Regions from separate parts of the Homo sapiens genome. Here regions 1, 2, 4, 5, 6 and 7 are each linked to region 3. Evidence: chromatin contacts called from ENCODE Hi-C or POLR2A ChIA-PET data. All regions are on one chromosome and are shown on one strand. Each heading gives the region's core, a stretch centred on a gene start or an enhancer-like site at or near the end of the contact. The rest is flanking DNA. Distances are from core to core; before and after follow the strand shown.

Region 1 (2,700 bases), core at 122-2,621, 310 kb after region 3:
GCACTCCAGCCTGGGCAACAGAGCAAGACTTCATCTCAAAAAAAAAACAAGAAAAAAGGTCAAGGCAAATAGGGCTCAACATCAAAATCATTTCAACAGGCATAGAATTGTGGAAATGTTTCCTGCTGTGTCTCCCCTGTTGCTAATTCAGTACATTTTCTCTCTCCCCAGCATCTCCCTACCATAAAACTTAAACCATGAAGCGTTTGGTCCCATGAAGAGCCGTGTGGATACCATCTGCATCCCTGACTAGGGAAGAAGGGGACTGTGACAAAAGGAGAGTCCCTGCTAGACAGCAGCGGGGACTGGAAGCCCCTTTCAGGGCAGGAGGAGGGGAAGGGAGGCTGAAAGTCAGGCGTGAGGCGTCTGGGGGCAGTAGAAAGATTCAGATAGGTTTGGGGGATCCGAGGACATCAGAGCTGGTGCCTATGTCCCCAGGATGCATCCTAAGGGGTCTGCGAGGCTCACCTTAGGCCTGACATTGCACCCAGTGTGGCCAGGCTGCAGCAGATGGAAATGACTGAGGGTCCCCAGTCCCCAGGCAGAGGGGCTGAGGACAGTCTCACAGAGACCCCCAACCCCTGCAGCTGAGTGGAGGAAGCCCAGGAACTGAATGGGATGGTCTTATGGGTTGAAGTGTGTCCCCAAAAAAGATATGCTGCGGCCCTAACCCCCAGTACCTGTGAATGTGACCTTATTTGGAAATAAAGGTCCTTGCAGATATAATTAAGAAGAGGTCATTAGGTGGGGCCTAATCCAATATGAGTGGTGTTCTTAGAAGAAGAGGAAAATGCCATGTGACATTGGAGGCAGAGAGTGGAGAGATGCATTTGTAAGTCTGGGGCTAAAGCCGGAAAGGCAAGAAAGGACCTTCCCCTAGAGGTTTCAGAGGAGGCACGGCACTGCCCACACATTGATTTCAGACTTCTGGCCTCTGGGACTGTGAGAGAACACATTTCTGTGGTTTTCAACCACCGGGTTTGTGGGACTTTATTAGAGCAGCCACAGAAAAAAACAACATATGGGAAGAAGATTGACTGTGAATTGGAAGTTTTCAGGGCAAAGCGAAGTCCAGTCAGCCTCAGAGAACGTGGATGCGGTTCCCGGAGACCAGGGCAGACCAGACCCGCCCCTCCTGAGCAGGTCCAGTGATGGCAAGTAGGGCAAGAGACTCCTGTCCTGGCCCATGCAAGCTTCTCCACACAGCCAGACACCATCTTCAAAAGGAAACAGGAGGGAGACCCCCCCGAGTGCAGAGAAACCACCCTTACAAGGGATAGGGCTTTGAAAGGACCACATATTTTCCTGTAAGAGACGACTTTACAAAAAAAAAAAAAGAGAGACTTTCGGTTTTGTCACCCCTCCTCTCCCCACTGCCAAGACATCAGCAGGAAAGGGGGCACAGGGCAAAAGGAGATCAGATCTGGAAAATCCAGGCTTTTCACACAACTTAGCCCAAGAACGTACATTTCACCCCCTACACTCTTCTGTTTTTTTGTTTTGACACAGAGTCTCACTCTGTTACCCAGGCTGGAGTACAATGGTGCAATCTCAGCTCATTGCAACCTCTGCCTCCCAGGTTCAGGTGATTCTCCTGCCTCAGCCTCCCAAGCAGCTGGGATTACAGGCTCGCGCCATCAAGCCCAGCTAATTTTTGTATTTTTATTCGAGGCGGGGTTTCACCATATTGGCCAGGCTGGTCTCGAACTCCTGACCTCAAGTGATCCACCAACCTTGGCTTCCCAAAGTGCTGAGATTGCAGGCGTGAGCCATCGCGCCTGGCCCCCTACACTCATTTCTACTGATAGTTTCTGCAGAGTTAGGGCACCCTTTTAAGCACCGATACAGGAGAGGCTCAGGCAGGAAACCAAGGTAGGTTTCACAAGTGCATCTGCAGATGGGGCCACCCAGTTGATCACCAGGATGTTCACTGGAGCATGACATACAAACGCAAATGTCAGAAGCAACCTACATATCCACACGGGACTGGGTAAATAAATAATGATAACGGACTCTGTGCCACCATTAAAATTATGCTGTCAAAAGTGGTTTCATGATATGGGCCCAGCATGGTGGCTCATGGCTCTAATCCCAGCAATTTGGGAGGCTGAGGCAGTCGGAACACTTGAGGCCAAGAGTTCAAGACCAGCCTGGCCAACATGGTGAGACCCCATCTCTACTAAAAATACAAAAATTAGGCCAGGCGCAGTGGCTCATGCCTATAATCCCAGCAATTTGGGAGGCCGAGGTGGGCGGATCACCTGATGTTGGAAATTTGAGACCAACCTGACCAACATGGAGAAACCCTGTCTCTACTAAAAATACAAAATTAGCCAGGCGTGGTGGCGCATGCCTGTAATCCCAGCTACTCGGGAGGCTGAGGCAGGAGAATCACTTGAACCTGGGAGGCGGAGATTGCAGTGAGCCAAGATCGCGCCATTTGCACTGCAGCCTGGGCAACGAGAGCGAAACTCCATCTCAAAAATAAATAAATAAATACAAAAATTAGTTGGGCATGGTGGCAGGCGCCTGTAGTCCCAGCTACTTGGTAGGTGGAGGTGGGAGGATCACCTGAGCCAGGGAGGTGGAGGTTGCAGTGAGCCGAGATTGCACCACTGCACTTCAGCCTGAGCAATGGAGCAAGACTCTGTCTCAAAAAAAAAGTGATTTAATAATATGGTGAAAGGTTGTGATAAATGT
Region 2 (2,700 bases), core at 56-2,555, 440 kb after region 3:
CTGTCGGCTTTGTCGGCTTTGTCTGCCAGGGGCCTGCCCGGCAAGGGCTCCGAGGCAAAGGCAGGCAGATGGGCACTGGAAGACAAGAGCCCCTGCCTCCTGGCCAGCCTCGCCTACCAGGGCCAAAGAACAGATCCTCAAAAGGCCTCTGGCAGAGCCAGGGCTAGGCCCATGTCCTGGAGCTCCAGTGGCCCTGGGCCCCTACACACAGAAAGGCCAGAGAGGTAGTTTCTTTGGAGGGGCTGCAGGCTGCCCCCAGGCCTTCAGTACCCCAGGGTCTCCCTAAGTCCTTCAGGGAGGTTACAGTCCTTTGCCTGTAACTCTGGCAAAGGAAAACAGACGAGTGGGAGAAAAAGGAATCGGGGCTGGAAGACAAAGAAAAAATTAGCTCATTCTAGCCACAAAGGGAGAAGAGAAAGAACCAGAATGAGCGAGCGAGCTGCAGCCCGCAGTGACCCCAGGGGAATCGTGTGAGTCAGAGCAGCCATATTGAGCAGGAAATTACTCACAGACGCTGCGTTCCTGCCTCTCCACTCCCCAGAGAATCGGCCTTTTGTAAATGGCTCCTCTGTCAGTAACTGGGGGGATGGGCGGGGGTGGGGAGGCTCTGCACAGCGCCTTCCTGTCAGCTCCTTCCCTTCCAGCTGAAATCTGATCCCTCCCTTCCCAAAACTCCAAATTTAGAAGCCAGATTGAAACTGAAATTCTTTTCCTGCCTGCCCTGGGCTCTTAAAGGCGCCAGGGCTGCATTTACAGAGGCTGTAGAGGCCCTGCAAGGTGGGGTCCCTCACCTAGGATGCCCACGGGTATCAGGGCAGTCTTGGCATGAGACCCTGAAAGGGCTGCCTGATTCCACTCCCAAGTTCTCGGTGTTTTAGTTAATCTCCCAGTTAAAAGAGCACCATGGTGAATCCAGGGTCTCCAGAGGAAACACTGCCTCCTTCCCAAGCAAGGCGTACAGAACTCCATGCAAGCCTCCAGGTCCCCAGTGAGCTAGGCCAGGCCACTCACCAACTAGGGACTGCAAAATGCTGCTCACTGCTCCGAGGTGGAAGAGGGTGGGCGCTCTGGAGAACCAACACAACGTGTGCTGCAACCAGCGGCCACGTGGCAAGATGGGCCCTTGCTGCAGCCACCCCGGCTCCTGGGCACACTCCTCCTAGGGTCTACTGTTGAACACCATGCCCAAGAGCCTAGACCCAAAGTGAAAACCCGGACCTGTGGAGAAGGTGCGGAACAGCCAACAACTCTAGGCACGCCCTCCCCTCCCTGTTCCTTCTGCTGCCTCAAATAAATGTCACCAAACCCTCTCCAAGTTCAGTGTGCCTCTCCTGCCACCTAGTGGCTACTTTGAGATTTCCTCTACTGGAGGAACTGGGTCCCAAACTTTGGAAAAGCTTTTGGGGTGTTTATACCAACAAAATCAACCAACCAACTAAAGACAAAATTTTACCATGGAATCAATTCCCAAAATCCTGGAGGCCAGGCCTGGCATGCCTCCTAGTTAGAATACCGACAGGGACCCAGAGGCCTGGCCAGCCGCCGGGGGAGCCCAAACAGCTCAGCCTTTCAGCCACACCCAAGAACTCAGTGTGGCATCTGCACCCTTCTTCCCACCCTGCTCCTCCAGCTTATCCTGAGGTCCCCCAGGGCTCCGCAGACCCCCACATTCCACTCCACAGAGAGCAGCGCGTGACTGGCTTTCAAGGCAGTGAGCCAGGCTGCCCCCAAGTCCTCCCGACCTTGGGCCTGCCACACTGCTGAGGGCAGCAGATCTCCGGGAATGAAGTGGTGGCCGCCCAGCCGTCAGTCCCGGCTCCATTTGCTGACTTGGAAAAAATGTGTCATTCCCCTCTGGCCTCTGGAGTTTGGCAGAAGCCTGAGCCGAATGTTGACCAGGAAGAGCCTGGAGCCAAGGCTGCTGGTTATAACCCAGCTTTCTCCACCTCGTCGGGGGCTCAGAATACACAGCCCGGACGGAGAGCAGCCCCCGTGGCCAGCATCCACAGGCCTGCTAGGAACCTCACTGAGGCAGCAGACATCCGTGCTGGTGTCGGGAAAGGGACTGAGGAGGGATAGAACTCTCAAACCCTCTCCAGATAGCTGAGCGAGGGCGCCCTTTGGAAACTGGGGCATGGGGATGGCAGAGAGGATGAGAAGTCCTAACACCTCCCTCAAGAGAGGTCCAGAGAGCAGAGGGTCCCCAGCTTTCCTGTGCAGTCGCCTGGCACGTGTGTTTAGATGCAGGTTCCTGGCTCTTGTCCCCTAAGATTCTGATGCAATAAGCTGGGATGGAGGGCCCAGGAATGTGCGTTTTAACAAACACACTAGGAGATCTCGCACAAGTGGTCCAGGGCCCACTGCAAGGAATCCTGCCTTGGTGAGACAATAACTTCCAGTTCCAGAACCCAGCCGTGGGGCTGGCTATCCAGTGACTGCCACCACAGGCCAGGCCTGCGCACTCCCACTCCAGCACTTTGCTCGGGCCCACGTCCTCAGGCACTGACAGAGACGTGTCCCTTCGACAGAAAAGCTGTCTGCACCAGAAGTTCGCTCCATCTCCTCTGGTGGTTTCATTTTACACATCCACAGCACATGGTTCTACAGACCCTTGTGGGGCCCCACCGAAAGATGCTGACCCTCCCCCACAAACCTCCGCCCGCCCCGACCCTTTCAGACCTGCTGCAGCAGTCACCAAGG
Region 3 (2,700 bases), core at 94-2,593:
CCCTAGAATATCCTTTCTTCCCACTATCTTAGTAAAACTCCTATACAACCTTCAGGACCCAATCTAAATGCTCCCTCTGCTATAAAGACCTAACAGACCCTCCCAGGCTTTACCCCATCTCTGATTTCATTCACATTTCACCTGTGTCTTCTAAAACAGTAATCTTTCTTTATTCCTTCTTTTCCCCTTCTTCCCTCCCCTCCCTCCCTCCCTCCCTCCCTTCCTTCTTTCCCTCTTCTCACTCTTTCTTCTCTTTCTTTCTCTCCTTCCTTGCTATGTCACCAGGCTGGAGTATAGTGGCACAATCATAGCTCACTGCAACCTCTGCCTCCCAGGCTCAAGAGATCCTCCCACCTCAGCCTCCTGAGTAGCTGGATTACAGGCCTGTGCCACCACACCTGGCTAATTTTTGTATTTTTTGTAGAGACGGGGTTTTGTCATGTTGCCTAGGCTGGTCTTGAACTCCTGGGCTCAAGCTATCTGCCTGCCTAGGCCTCCCAAAGTGCTGGGATTATAGGTGTGAGCCACCACACCCCACCCAAAACCATGATCTCTCGTTGAACATCTACTATGTGTCAGGAACTTGCTGAGCACTTTGCCTCAGAGAGAGGAAGGGGAGTGGCTTGCCCAGGTCCCACACCGGGGGAGAGGCAGGGCCAGGCCAGGGGCCCAGGACCCCCGACTCTTGAGGCCTGTGCTCTGAATCACAGAGCTGAGCGGCCTCCTTCTGTGCTCCTTCATTCCCTTTGCAGGGACACTCTTCCCTGCTCTTCCCAGTTAGATGGTAGCTAGCTGCCTCCTTCTTCAAGAGTCCTCCCAGGGTCGGTCCATGCCTCCTCCACTCCCCACCACGTTCTCTGGCCCATCGTTCATAGCTCTTTTCATAACCACCACGACTTCCTTCTTTGTTTACATGATTATTGTCTCTCTCCCCAACTAGACAGTGATTCCCAGAGGGCAGGGGCTGTGCATGTTACTCTCTGCTGTGCCTCGTTAAAGAGGATCTGGTTGTGCTTCCAACAGGGCAGACTTCAAATCACACCGGTTTAAACAATCAAGGGTTTATTTCTTGCTCAAGTAAATCTAAGCAGTCCAGGGCTGGTAGGGGCTTCATGGCCCCTAGGGGCTCCAGCTCCTATTGCTTTGTTGCTCTGCTATTCTCAACACACGGCTTCAACCTCACAGTGCACAACAGCTGCTCCTGCTCCAGACTCCATGCTCACATTCTGGTCAGCAGAAAGGAGAAGAAAAGGAGAAGGCATTGCCCCTGTCCTTTAAAGAAAACTCCCAGGAAGTGGGCCAAACCACTTCTCCTGGCATCTCATTGGCCAGAACTTGATCACATGGTCACATCTAGCAGCAAGGGATGCTGGGAAATGTAGTTTTGGGCCAGGTGGCCATACACCCAGCTAAGGATGGGGTGAACTATTCTTATGGAAGAGGAGAGAAGAGACCAGCAGCCTATGTCACAGTCCCCATCTCCTGGCTCATAATAATAATAGTAGTAGTAATAATAATAATAGCTGATATGTATTTAGTACTTTACTTTGTAGTAACTCATTTAATCCTTGCAATAACACTCAAGGTGGGGAAACGGAGGAACGGTATTGGTCAAATCACCTATCCAAGGCCACCTGGCTGGTAAATAGCAGAGCTAGGATTTCAATCTAGGGCCACCTGGTTCCAGAGCTGACACTTCTCTACTTCTCCACCATCCCTGTTTAATCACTATAGAGTGGATGACGCAACCTACTGAATTTGCTCTTGTCCGTATGGGCCCCTTAAAGGGGCTGGGCACACAACAATGTAGGTTCCTCGCCCTGCCCCTTGGGCTGGCTCAGGGCCTGAGCTGTGGCCTCCAGGGCTGAGCCTGGCCTGATCCAAGAGGACTTAGAGAGACCAGCTCCTGGGGGTTGGGGGTTTTGCTCCTGAGCAGGGAAGGAAGGGCAGGGACATCTATGATGGAGGGTTCCAGAGAACCAGTGGGGAGAAGGGACATGGAGGCAACCTCTGACCTCCTTCCAAAACTGAAACTGAGTCAGTGTGAAACGAGGACCTTTCCAGGGCAGAGCAGAGCCTGGGGTGGCCCTGCCGAGACTCCTGGGGTGCCCTGATCTTAGTGGAGGTGAAGGGATGGACAGGCTCTTGTCGGGTCCGAGAGAAGCCCAGGGATGTAGCCTGCCCAGCGAGTCTCTAGCTGTCTCCCTTGGGCAGTGGCTGCTTCCTCCTGGGGACATTTTCCTACTCAATCTGGGTTTCATGCAGAAAGAGGAGGTCACAGGGACTCTGGAAAGACCTGGCTTCCAATCTGTGGTACTGTCCTCTAGAGATAGAGACCTCAGACAATCAGAGGGTGCCACTCTCTCCTCCACCCAGCCCTGCCTTGGGCACTAGGTTATCCACCTGTCAGGCCCCTGCAGGCTTCCCTGCTGTGCCTGGGAAGCCCAAGCTCCTGGTTCTTGTCCACATAGCCAAGGTCCCCAGTGCCTTTCTCTGAAGTAGGTGGTTGTGACCTTTTCTGTGCTGTGGGCTGCTGTGGCATCTGGTGACACCTTCATGCCCTGTCTTCTTTGTACATGCATAACAAATACGTAGGATTACACAGGAAACCGAGTCACTGGAAATATGGCTATCAAGATATTTTTAAAAACCACATTTAAAAACCACATTTGTGGCAAGGTGTGGTGGCTCATGCCTGTA
Region 4 (2,700 bases), core at 124-2,623, 350 kb after region 3:
ACTCGAATCTCTCGTGTCACAAACAGAAAAGCCATCAGCTCAGCCTGCCTGCGTCCTCAGGGGTCCCACCTTCAGAGCTAAATGCACAGCCATTTAAGGACGCAGAGACCCTCTCCTCCCAGGAGTGGAGAACCCCCAGGGGTCCCTGAAGCCTGCAAAATTGGGGGAACTGAAGCTTCTCGGAGCCCTCTCGCTCCCGCCTGCCTCATGGCTGTTCATTTCTGCAGAATCTGGGGGCTGAGGCTCTGGCGTGTGACTCACCTCCCTCCCTCCCTTCCTCCCTTCCTCTCTCTGAGTAAATGTCAAGTAACATTAGTTATCCCGTCTCCCTCCCTCGGCAGCACCCCCCTCCCTGTTTTTGGCGGTGCTGTTTACCTCGGCAGGATCAATCAGCGTTCAGGGAGAAAATAGAAACCCTTTTAGATCCAATTAATGAAAATTGGGCAGAAGGAATGTGCCTGTTTAAAATTTCACTACCTGGGCAGGGATGGAGGTGAGGACTGGAGATGAGGGAGGTGGGCTAGAATCAGGCCTGGCCCGGCAGCAAGCCCCTGGACTCCTCCAGCGTTTGGAAGAGGAACCTCAATATCTGAAGGGGAGAGGGCTGGGAGGGGCCCCAGAACCAGGCCCTGGCCAAGCGCTGTCTATAGGCACGGTACTTCCAGAGCTGAAAACAGCCGCTGGGCTACATCCTTGCAGGGCAAGCAGAAAAAATGATTGTGGGGAGGGGCCGGGGGCAGGGGGGAGGTTGAGGGGAGGGAAAGAGAATGAAAGCAGCCCCTACCACACACAGGCTTGGCTTTGGGTAGGACCCCCGGCTGCCCCGTGTTCCCAGGACCCCTAGCCCCCAGGAACACACCATGTCATTCCAAAGCCCTGTGTCTCAGGAACTGTGCTGGGGACTGAGGCCTCCACTATGAGGCCCGTGGTCTCGTGGTAAGCAGCCGTGGCTCTGTCCCCAGCTCTGCCACTGCTGGCTGCATGATCTTGAACAAGCAGCTGGCCCTCGCAGCCACTTTTCCTTTGCATCTGTAAAATGGGATGATCACGTGTGTGCCTCACAGGGCAACTGGGAGGGTGAAATAGGAAAAGGTGCAAAAAGTCCTTGGCACGGGGTCTGCCCTCCCCCAGAGTCTGCTCGCCCACCCAGCATCCTCCCCACCCACCCCAGAGCCTGTCCCTGCAGCCCCAGGGCTGCCCAGCTCCAAGAACTCCCAACTGCACACTTATCTCAGCAAAGACCCACTGAGTCCCCCTAGACTGCCGTGTAAGGTGAGCCTTGTCACTCACCCGTCTCATGGGAGAGGACAGACTTGAAGAGTCAGAGCAGCACCTGCAACGGGGCCGATGGCTCCAGGACACAGCCTGGCTCTGCCTGACCCCGCCCCGCAGCAGCAGTGGCTCCCTAACCTTGGGCACTGCAGCTTTGAGGATCGTGAGCACCCACAGTCCCACCCCCAGGACCTAAGCTGCTGGGGCAGGGATGTGAGCTTCTCACGTGCCCCACCTGCAGCAACAGGATGTGGTTTGAAAGGATGAAAGAATGAAGTTGACAGTCTTCAAAGCACTTTTGCATCCTTAAAGTGACTGTAGGCACTATTCCAATGACCTCACCTTTGGGCCTCAGTTGACTTGTCTGTAGAATGGGAGCTGAAGCAAATGTGTCACATGCCTGCAGCTTCATCACTGCGTCCAGGCAAGCTCCAGGAAGGGGACAGACCCCAGCAGGCGCGTGGCCCCCTGCACCCACTGTGTGTCCTTCAGTTCACTTTCTGCATCCCCTACCCACCCCCTGACAACACAGTGGTGAGGGGCACCAATGGGAGTCCTCACCAAAGGCCTGCACTTCGGGGTTGCCCAGGGCAACCTCTACCAACGAGGGCTGGGACGCTGGAGGGATGAGGGCTGCTTTCCATATACCCCTTGGAGGGGCCCAGTAGGGATGGAGGCCACCCTGCCCACAGTGGTGACCAGCCCCATGACACCCTAACATGGGCTTCTCCTGCTCAGCCTCACTCTCCCACCCCCTCACACAGCCCCCTCGGAGCCCTTCCCTTTTGCACCTGAGTCTTCATCACAGGCTCTGTTTTCAGGGCAACCAGGCTAAGACAGGGATGAAAAATAGCAACGACAATAACAACAACTTTATGAGCCTATGCGATGACCTCATGAGCTCATGGTGGCCCAAAAGGAGCCCGAGCACAGTGGGGGGTGGGGGTGGTGACGGGCCTGGCCTGGAGCAGGTGCTTAATGGACAGGTGCAGTCTCCCAAGCAGAGCGGGCGTCCATTCATTCATTCCACTCACGCCATGCATGGCCAAGCCAGGGCTCAGTCCCAAGAGTGGGACAGTTCCTGCCCTCGAGGACCATACCCTCGTAGAACAGATGGGCAAGCCAACCAAGGGGTACACAGCCAAGTGACAGGGTCCATGTCCAAGTGGCATAGTGCAATGGGAGAGGGAAGAAGGGCCTTTCCAGGGTGAGGAAGGCGTCCAGATTGGGGGAAAGGAGGCCGGGCAGGAAAGGTGTTCCAGCAGAGGGAACAGCTGGAGCAAAGGATCCAAGACAGAGGATGGCATGGGGGTGGGGGCAGGGTGGGCAGGGATGAGGCTGGAGAGGCCCAGAGGCACGAGCTCCCAGCAGGCCATGTTCCCTGCCAACCAGGCCTACATTAGCTGTGGGGTGATGCCTGGTTTCTGG
Region 5 (2,700 bases), core at 123-2,622, 410 kb after region 3:
AAGGTCCACCTATCTCTGGGAGACTCTGCAGACCTCGTTCATCCTTCAGGGATCCACTCATGGACCCTCCTCAGGCAAACCTCCAGACCATTTCCAAGAGCCTCCAGAGCTGTCTGGGCAGCCCCCACCCCAGGCACCTTTGAAACCCCTGGGAGCAGCAACCAGCCCCCTTCAGGCCTCTTGGTCCAGATAGAGCGCCCCCAGGAATCAGCAATCCTGTCCCTCTCTTCTCCCACTGTCTCAGTCCCCAGCTGGGACCTGAAGGGTTCAGGATAAGAAGGAAAGCTGTGTCAACAGAAGTTAAGTCGGTGAGTCCCCGGGCCTTTGGTATTCACCTCCCGTCTCGAGCGCAGGGTCCTGTCCCAGCTCCTAGCTCCGCCCCCTGGGAACTGTGTGGTTCCCCAAGTCACTCCACTCCTCCGAGCCTCAGGCCCCTCCTCTACAAACGTTAGAGTGAGGCATTGGGGAGTTGCTGGGAAGGGCCTGCCCCATATTAGGCCCATAATAATAGTCCCTATTGTCATTATTATTAGTTAGGCACGAAAGGAAAGGTTACAGAGCTGGTGATTAGGGCACTCAGCGTTTCGGCTCCCAGGACGCTTTTGAGCCTCAGCTGGTCGCGAGGTCCACACACTCCCTGGGTCATGCCTGGCCTCGGAACTCTCTCCATCAGAGAAGGTCAAAATTCACGATGTTTTGGTTTTTCCTGTCAGACAAATGGGGAGGACTTCCCTTCCGCAAGCATTCCCAGAGGCCCCTCGACCAAAAAGTCAAGGAGTCAGGCCCTACATTCTCTGCGGTAGAGGGTACCCCCAAAACCTCGCTCCTTTGATGTTCCCCAGTGTCAAGCCGGCGGCTCCACCAGCCTCCTGTAGAGAGGCCTTGACTCCCGCGGGTCACTCGGGGGGGCGACAGGTGCGCAGGTGGAGGCGCCGCGCCGCTGGGGGAGCGATGAGCGGCGCGCACCTGCCGCAGGTGAGGCCCAGCCGTGCGGAAAGGGGAGGAGCCGTCGCCGCAGCACTCAGGTGAGCCGACCCCCGGCTCCCGGGACCTAAGGCGAGGGCAGCCGCGGGCTTCAACGTGGCCGCTGCCAGGCGACCTATGCTGCAGACTGCGGCCCCGGCGGCTCCGAGTCCCGCGCGGCGCGGCAGCCCCAGGAGAACATTCGAGGCAGCAGCGGCGTTGGAGGCCCGGGGTCCGTTCGGTATTTGAATAGCACAAAGGAACCGCCTTGGTCTGATTGGCCAGCCGAGTAGCCCCGGGGCGGGCTGCGCCTGTCACTCAGGAGACTCTCAGAGCTCCTATTGGCTCTTCTCATGTGGGGCGGGGCCCGGGCACCCGGCTAAATAGCTGGGGCCGGGGCCGGCCGAGACTCATTGCTTTGGCGCCGTCTGGGGAGCGCGAGCCCGCGGGTGGCGCGCGGCGCATGGTGGCGGCTCCTTTCGGAGCGCAGCCGAACCTCTGACCCGGACTCCGTTACCCCTGCCCGGCGCGCCCCGGCGGCCGGCTGGAGGCAGAAACAGCAGAAGCGTTAACAGCAGCAGCGGCGGCGGCTGCTCCGCCGCCGTCTCCGCGGGAGCATGGAGTGCGCCCTGGACGCCCAGAGCCTGATCAGCATCTCCCTGCGCAAGATCCACAGCTCCCGAACCCAGCGCGGCGGCATCAAGCTGCACAAGAACCTCCTGGTGTCCTACGTGCTCCGCAACGCGCGCCAGCTCTACCTGAGCGAGCGCTACGCCGAGCTCTACCGGCGCCAGCAGCAGCAGCAACAGCAGCAGCCGCCCCACCACCAGCACCAGCACCTAGCGTACGCGGCGCCGGGCATGCCGGCCAGCGCGGCCGACTTCGGCCCGCTCCAACTTGGCGGCGGCGGGGACGCGGAGGCGCGCGAGCCGGCCGCCCGGCACCAGCTGCACCAGCTCCACCAGCTCCACCAGCTGCACCTCCAGCAGCAGCTGCACCAGCACCAGCACCCGGCGCCCAGGGGCTGCGCGGCGGCGGCGGCGGCCGGAGCGCCCGCGGGCGGCGCGGGGGCGCTCTCGGAGCTGCCCGGGTGCGCCGCGCTCCAGCCGCCGCACGGCGCGCCCCACCGCGGGCAGCCCTTGGAGCCTCTGCAGCCGGGTCCTGCGCCGCTGCCGCTGCCGCTGCCGCCGCCCGCGCCCGCTGCGCTCTGCCCGCGGGACCCTCGCGCCCCGGCCGCCTGCTCCGCGCCCCCAGGGGCCGCCCCTCCGGCCGCCGCCGCTTCTCCGCCCGCCTCCCCGGCCCCCGCCTCCTCCCCCGGCTTCTACCGGGGCGCATACCCTACCCCTTCGGACTTCGGCTTGCACTGCAGCAGCCAGACCACCGTGCTGGACCTAGACACTCACGTGGTGACCACGGTGGAGAACGGCTACTTGCACCAGGACTGCTGCGCCTCCGCCCACTGCCCCTGCTGTGGCCAGGGCGCTCCGGGACCGGGCCTGGCGTCCGCCGCCGGCTGCAAGCGCAAGTATTACCCTGGCCAGGAGGAGGAGGAAGACGACGAGGAGGATGCGGGCGGGCTGGGGGCCGAGCCCCCCGGGGGCGCCCCGTTCGCCCCCTGCAAGCGCGCCCGCTTCGAGGACTTCTGCCCGGACTCGTCCCCGGACGCGTCCAACATCTCAAACTTGATCTCCATCTTTGGCTCCGGCTTCTCGGGGCTGGTGAGCCGACAGCCGGACT
Region 6 (2,700 bases), core at 70-2,569, 380 kb after region 3:
CCAGGGCCACGGAGCACATCCCCCAGGATCTCACGGCCATCACCGCTAGCGCAGCCAACCCAGTTAAGGTTCACTTTTCAATAGCAGAGCCCCAGGCAACTTGCTGGGCCCGCAGACCCCAACATCTGGCACAAATCCTTCCTGCTCCTGCCACATCTGGAATGGGGGAGGGTGTGAAAATGACCCTCCCCTATTTTTCATGGCGGGCTCCTGACAGCTAGAGGCCGGGGAGGAAAAGATTTTTCTTGGACCTCACAGAAGCTCACTCAGCAAAAATCTGTGAGGGTCTCAGTTTCCCCCTCCAAGCAGCAGGGATGTTGCTCCTCCCCATATATCCCATACTCCCTCCTCAAACCCCTTGCTTCTGGGATTTGAGGGGGCATTGTGCCCCCTGAGGATGGCATTGTGCCAGCTCTTGCTGCAGCCCTGCCCTGGGAAGTCTCCTTCCCCTTCCCCTAAGGACACGCCGGGGCCTGAGAAGCAGGACCCCCAGGCTGGTTCCAGGCTCTGCCACTGAACCCTGGTCACGTTCCGCCTGGCCACTCTGCCCGAGAACCCGGCACGCATACTGGATTTGGGGATCAGAAACACTCTTCGCCAGGTGCTTCCCACGGGCCCTACTCACCTCTCCACCCCTCCCAGCGGCCCCTCCCCAGCCGTTCTCTGCCTGCCAGCCTCCCAGGCCTTCTTTTGCTTCCCCTAAAGCCTCGAAGCCCTCCTTCATGCTGTTCCCTCTGACTGGAACACCCTTCCCTGCTCCTGCCCTGGCCAACCCAGGCCTAGTCTGAATGTCACCGGCCCCTGGAAGCCTTGCCCATACCCCAGGTCCGTCAGGCCCCTGTGCCACCCTCCTCCTCTCCGGTGGGGTCATCTGGTGTGTCACTCAAGACTGAATGTCGGTGATCCCCTCCCCCGCCCACCCCGACTTTAAGCGCTGTCCCCAAAGGGCCAGACACACACTCGACAATCAAGGTGTGGCTAACGGAGACCGAAAAGGTTCCAGCGAGATCAAGCGTTTTAAAGCGCCCGGGGTGATGTTTGAGAGAGGAGGGTGGGGGAGTCAAGGGTGGGGCAGGATCCCAGCCCCGCCCCTTAAAGGGTCCCGGGAGTACGCGACAGAACTGTCCTGGGGTCCCCGGCGCAGTAGGATTAATTCAAAAGGCCTGCGGAGGGTGGAGGTCCCCCAGGGGAGGGGTCCTAGGGCCCCGTGAGCCGCGCGGGCGCCGGGCTGCTCCGCGAACGTCCGCGCCAGCGGCTGCCCGGGGGACAGGGCCTGAACTACAACTCCCATGATGCTGTGCGGCATGGCGGGCCCGGGCGGGGCGGGCGCTGGTGGCTCCGCCCCTCGCGGCCTTCTGGGGACTGTAGTTCTACCCGGAGGGGCGCGGCCTGGGTTTTGGGGCGTCTGGGCATTCTTATCGTCTCGGGGAAAGGGGAGCCTCTGCGGCCCGCGAGGAGGAAGGGACTGAGGGCGCTGACTGCCTGCAGGGCGGTCGGTGGCTCCCTTCTCTCCAGCAGCAGCCTCTCCCAGCATCATTTCCCAACAATACCAGCTGCTACAGTATTTAGTGAGCACCTACTATGCGCTAGGCCCTGTGCTGATCTCTTAAAGGACAAAGACAGAGACAGGCATGGTTCTTTGCTGAGCACACAGCCCAGGCAGGGAGACAGGCCAGGGATGTTTAATCACACAAATACATAATTACCTGTGATGGGTCCAAAACAACAGGGGCCACAAGGACGGGGACTTTTGGAACCAAGGACAGACACACAGAGTTAGACCACGGAATGGAATCTTTAGAATTTGAAGGGTGAATTTTATGGGTGGGTTGGGAAAATTCAGAACTAGCCCTGCCAACCCCTTCATTATACCGATGAGGAAATTGGCCCAGAGGCCAGGCGTGGTGGCTCGTGCCTATAATCCCAGCAGTTTGGGAAGTCGAGGTGGGTGGATCACTTGAGGCCAGGAGTTCGAGACCAGCCTGGCCAACATGGTGAAACCCTGTCTCTGCTAAAAATACAAAAATTAGGGAGGCATGGCGGTGCGCACCTGTAGTCACAGCTACTTGGGAGACTAAGACAGGAGAATCGCTTGCCCCAAGGGGGCGGAGGTTGCAGTGAGCCGAGATCATGCCACTGCACTCCAGCCTTGACGACAGAGCGAGACTCTGTCTCAAAAAAAAAAAAAGAAAAAAAAAAATTGTCCCAGAGACAGGAAGGGACTTTCCCGAAGTCACAAGCAGATCAGAGGAAGTTGGTCCAAGGAGGCCCACCCAGATGTTAAACTCCCAAGGACAGGGCCCCGGGTCTTACATGTCTTCTTGGCCCCCTCCCACCCCACCCCACCCCCCATACATGTCTCCCACCCAGCCCTGCATGGTTAGTGTGAGGAACAGCTCCACGGGCAAAGACAGCGAATGCCCTATGTCTGCCCTCAGTGAAAACACAGGGCTCGGGGCCTCGAAAATTGCACACTCCCTTGATGTGGCAGGAAAACAAGATTGACCGCATAGGGCCTCCAAGACCCTTGAATCATCCCTAAGAGAGTGGCCCTTCTACCCTGAGCAGGCAGGCAGAGATGCCCAGTGCGGGCTGAGCATGGAGCCCTTCTTCCAGAGTCTGCAGGGCGAGCACAGTCCTCATTCAAGCAAGGGAGCTTGCGTCTCTGCCTGTTCCCCATCAGTGAAAAATACACCCACC
Region 7 (2,700 bases), core at 108-2,607, 370 kb before region 3:
CCCAAAGTTCTGGGATTACAGGCGTGAGCCACTGCACCCAGCCTAGGAAATGTCTTTATAGATTTTCCAGTTTCAATTTAATTTAAGCTTGAGTCAATCAGAAAGTAAAAAACATGCACATAAAAACACTAATGAAACATCTTTATAGATTTTTCTCATTTAATTTGTTTCTAGAACCATTATCTAAAGTTGAGCCAAAAGAGCTCAAGTTGAGTATTTTTCTAAAAGTCACGTGGAAATAATAAAGATTAGACAGTTTTGATGGAAATAAATGCAGATTTTAAAATAACTTCTAGAAATTATGACATATAAGAAATCAATTCAGAGAAGAGTATTCTTGGGCCAGACACATTGGCTCACGCCTGTAATCCCAGCAATTTGGGAGGCAGAGGCGGGAGGATTGCTTGAGCTCAGAAGCTCAAGACCAGCATGGGCAACATGACAAAACCTAGTCTCTACAAAAAAATGCAAAAATTAGCTGGGCATGGTGGTGCATGCCTGTAGTCACAGCAGCTAGTGAGGCTGAGGTGGGAGGATCACCTGAGCCGGGAAGGTCAAAGCTGCAGTGAGCCAAGATGGCGCCACTGCACTCCAGCCTGGGTGACAAAGTGAGACCCTGACTGAAGAAAAAAAAAAGAAAAAGAACAATGCTCTTTGGGAGCTTTAGATAAAATTACATCTTCTCGTAGGACTCTTATGGTTTCATAATTATTTTCCTCTGATTTTAGAGTAAAAGGCGATTTGAACGCGATTGCAAAGAGGCGGACAGGGCGCAGCAGTACTTTGAGAAAATGGACGCTGACATCAATGTCACAAAAGCGGATGTTGAAAAGGTGAGGTGAAAGCTCAAGTGTGGGCCGGGCACGGTGGCTCACGCCTGTAATCCCAGCACTTTGGGAGGCTGAGGTGAGCGGATCACCTGAGGCCAGGAGTTCGAGACCAGCCTGGCCAAGATGGTGAAACCCCATCTCTACGAAAAACACAAAAATTAGCTGAGTGCAGTGGCAGGCACCTATAATCCCAACTACTAGGGAGGCTGAGGCAGGAGAATCGCTTGAGCCCAGGAGGCGTTGGCTGCAGTGAGCCAAGATCACGCCACTGCACTCCAGCCTGGGTAACAAGAGCGAAACTATCGCCAAAAAAAAAAAAAGACAAAAGAAAGCTCAAGTGTGTCTTTCATTTCCCCTGTGAGTGTTCATCACCGACCACCCATCCCCAAGTTCTCATTTCTAATGTAGCCACAAAAGGCGCTACATGGGGAATCATTTTCATTTTGTGTCAACCATTGTGGGGACCAGAAGCTCAAGTGTGGGGAATCTTCGGTGTTAGAATTTGAGACGTTTTATCTGTTGAGTCACCAGGGTGATAAAGTGGAGACTTAGACTATGAACAGTCTGGGAACAACGTTCCAGAAGGTTGTGGCTCTTAATGGCTTTTCAAAGAGAAAGTCAATTTCTTGAGAGCCGGAGGAGACAGGACAGGGCCATCTGGAAGAGCTTGGCTGCTTATAATGGTTCCTTTAGAGCAATAGTCTCACTGCTTGCCTGACTTCTAATTGATTCCTCCTGGTTGATAACAGTGAGGTTGTAGTTGAAGCCTTGCATATTTCAGTCCTCTCAAAAGCTTTTCTCTAAATGGACTTGTATTGCCAACTAGAAATATTATAAAGTGTATACTGTTTCTCATTGTGGCTCAATATGCGTTTTTTCCCTAGAAGCTGAATTTTATTTTTATTAAAGTCATCAATACAATGTAAACAAAATTAGGCTTTTACATAACAAGGACTCATTCATGATGCCCATGGTTGTTTGGGCATTCATAGCTTCATGCTGTATGTGGGTGAAAGCACTGAGTTTTTATAGATTTGTTGAGCTTTTGACAGATCAGTTAGAGTTGAGTTTAGTTGGGAAATGGTGTGAACTATTATTTGCCAAATTCTGCCAAATTCCTTGCTTAAAGACTAGGTATACGTTAATATTAGTATGCCTTTCTCTAAAATTATTAAATATATTAAAATACATATTCTTGCCAGGTGCTGTGGCACATACCCCTAGACTCAGCTACTTAGGAGACTGAAGCAAGAGGATTGCTTGAGCCCAGGAGTCCAGACTGGGCAACATAACGAGACCCCATCTCAGGAGCAGGGGAGTGTTCTCAATATCTGTATTTGATCTCAAAATGGAGATACTTACTTTACCAAAAGACATTAATTTGCTGCTAAAGTTAAATATTTAAAATGTTATTCAATTAAAATAAGTTAGATTAGCCCAAAGTTTCAAAAGATATTTTATGTTGAATGAGGCAAATCAGTGTATGTATCATTCATATATGTGTGTGTGTGTGTGTGTGTGTGTGTGCGCGCTAAAAGAAGTATATATGTATATATTTTAGAGATACCGAGATATGGTCTCTTTTTATTTTATTTTTTATGTTTATTTATTTATTTTTATTTTTTATTTTATTTTATTTTTTGAGACAGAGTCTCGCTGTATCGCCTAGGCTGGAGTGCAGTGGTGTGATCTTGGCTAACAACAACCTCTGTCTTCAGGGCTCAAGTGATCCTCCTGCCTCAGCCTCCTGAGTAGCTGGGACTACAGGAGCCCACCACACCCTGCTAATGACCCTGTCTCTAAATAAATAATTTTTTTTTTTTTTTTGGTGTGGTGTATGGGCTCATGCCTATAATCCCAGCACTTTGGG

What was found. A loop is a pair of places that touch in the nucleus more often than their neighbours do. ChIA-PET counts read pairs that join two places held with the same protein, here RNA polymerase II (POLR2A). Pooled maps may share reads with other maps.
Region 1: a pooled map shows a loop between it and region 3 (5-fold over the local background). The contact joins two enhancer-like sites. A Hi-C loop is called at or near these places in 6 of 37 single-sample maps with no recorded cell type and 5 of 50 pooled maps. POLR2A ChIA-PET finds 5 or more read pairs at or near these places in 2 of 52 experiments (PC-9 and common myeloid progenitor, CD34-positive).
Region 2: a loop to region 3 is called in a map with no recorded cell type, with 7 times the contacts of the local background. The contact joins two enhancer-like sites. A Hi-C loop is called at or near these places in 1 of 168 maps with a recorded cell type or tissue (PC-9), 6 of 37 single-sample maps with no recorded cell type and 11 of 50 pooled maps. POLR2A ChIA-PET finds 5 or more read pairs at or near these places in 12 of 52 experiments (A549, AG04449, AG04450 and 9 more).
Region 4: a pooled map shows a loop between it and region 3 (5-fold over the local background). The contact joins the promoter of IER5L-AS1 here to the enhancer-like site in region 3. A Hi-C loop is called at or near these places in 4 of 50 pooled maps. POLR2A ChIA-PET finds 5 or more read pairs at or near these places in 2 of 52 experiments (activated CD4-positive, alpha-beta T cell and naive thymus-derived CD8-positive, alpha-beta T cell).
Region 5: a loop to region 3 is called in a map with no recorded cell type, with 4 times the contacts of the local background. The contact joins the promoter of IER5L here to the enhancer-like site in region 3. A Hi-C loop is called at or near these places in 2 of 168 maps with a recorded cell type or tissue (GM11168 and PC-9), 2 of 37 single-sample maps with no recorded cell type and 7 of 50 pooled maps. POLR2A ChIA-PET finds 5 or more read pairs at or near these places in 27 of 52 experiments (A549, AG04449, AG04450 and 21 more).
Region 6: a map with no recorded cell type shows a loop between it and region 3 (8-fold over the local background). The contact joins two enhancer-like sites. A Hi-C loop is called at or near these places in 1 of 37 single-sample maps with no recorded cell type and 9 of 50 pooled maps. POLR2A ChIA-PET finds 5 or more read pairs at or near these places in 2 of 52 experiments (H1 and WTC11).
Region 7: POLR2A ChIA-PET joins it to region 3 with 10 read pairs in activated CD4-positive, alpha-beta T cell. The contact joins two enhancer-like sites. A Hi-C loop is called at or near these places in 1 of 50 pooled maps. POLR2A ChIA-PET finds 5 or more read pairs at or near these places in 2 of 52 experiments (activated CD4-positive, alpha-beta T cell and activated naive CD4-positive, alpha-beta T cell).

What each region holds. Positions count from the first base shown.
Region 1 is chr9:129,269,554-129,272,253 of GRCh38, reverse strand. No RefSeq gene overlaps it. Among named protein-coding and RNA genes, the nearest start is that of LINC02975, 12 kb to the left of the region's middle. Within about 2 kb of position 1,371, at least 6 of the 41 ENCODE cell types and tissues checked have a DNase peak (open chromatin) inside an H3K27ac peak, as active enhancers do.
Region 2 is chr9:129,137,961-129,140,660 of GRCh38, reverse strand. The region is part of intron 8 of PTPA (protein phosphatase 2 phosphatase activator); the gene reads right to left. Among named protein-coding and RNA genes, the nearest start is that of PTPA, 28 kb to the right of the region's middle. RefSeq lists enhancers at 1-287, 368-527, 818-867, 288-915, 988-1,077 and 1 more. Within about 2 kb of position 1,305, at least 41 of the 41 ENCODE cell types and tissues checked have a DNase peak (open chromatin) inside an H3K27ac peak, as active enhancers do; they include HCT116, where a contact is called at or near this core.
Region 3 is chr9:129,582,899-129,585,598 of GRCh38, reverse strand. LOC105376292 (a long non-coding RNA gene) reads right to left here. Exons shown (of 5, transcript NR_188669.1): 5 at 1,046-1,226. Among named protein-coding and RNA genes, the nearest start is that of C9orf50, 37 kb to the left of the region's middle. RefSeq lists an enhancer at 1,268-1,825. Within about 2 kb of position 1,343, at least 6 of the 41 ENCODE cell types and tissues checked have a DNase peak (open chromatin) inside an H3K27ac peak, as active enhancers do; they include HCT116, where a contact is called at or near this core.
Region 4 is chr9:129,234,902-129,237,601 of GRCh38, reverse strand. It overlaps IER5L-AS1 (IER5L antisense RNA 1), which reads right to left and starts at 1,373. Exons shown (of 7, transcript NR_187590.1): 1 at 1,291-1,373; 2 at 860-1,029. RefSeq lists an enhancer at 198-492.
Region 5 is chr9:129,176,933-129,179,632 of GRCh38, reverse strand. It overlaps IER5L (immediate early response 5 like), which reads left to right and starts at 1,372. Exons shown (of 1, transcript NM_203434.3): 1 at 1,372-2,700. The coding sequence starts at 1,581. RefSeq lists enhancers at 1-487, 488-1,411, 1,149-1,443 and silencers at 1,168-1,547, 1,778-2,117.
Region 6 is chr9:129,201,555-129,204,254 of GRCh38, reverse strand. The region is part of intron 1 of LOC105376289 (a long non-coding RNA gene); the gene reads right to left. Among named protein-coding and RNA genes, the nearest start is that of IER5L, 25 kb to the right of the region's middle. RefSeq lists a silencer at 1,008-1,417 and an enhancer at 1,171-1,465. Within about 2 kb of position 1,319, at least 29 of the 41 ENCODE cell types and tissues checked have a DNase peak (open chromatin) inside an H3K27ac peak, as active enhancers do.
Region 7 is chr9:129,955,493-129,958,192 of GRCh38, reverse strand. It overlaps FNBP1 (formin binding protein 1), which reads left to right. Exons shown (of 17, transcript NM_015033.3): 6 at 729-833. Among named protein-coding and RNA genes, the nearest start is that of FNBP1, 86 kb to the left of the region's middle. Within about 2 kb of position 1,357, at least 7 of the 41 ENCODE cell types and tissues checked have a DNase peak (open chromatin) inside an H3K27ac peak, as active enhancers do.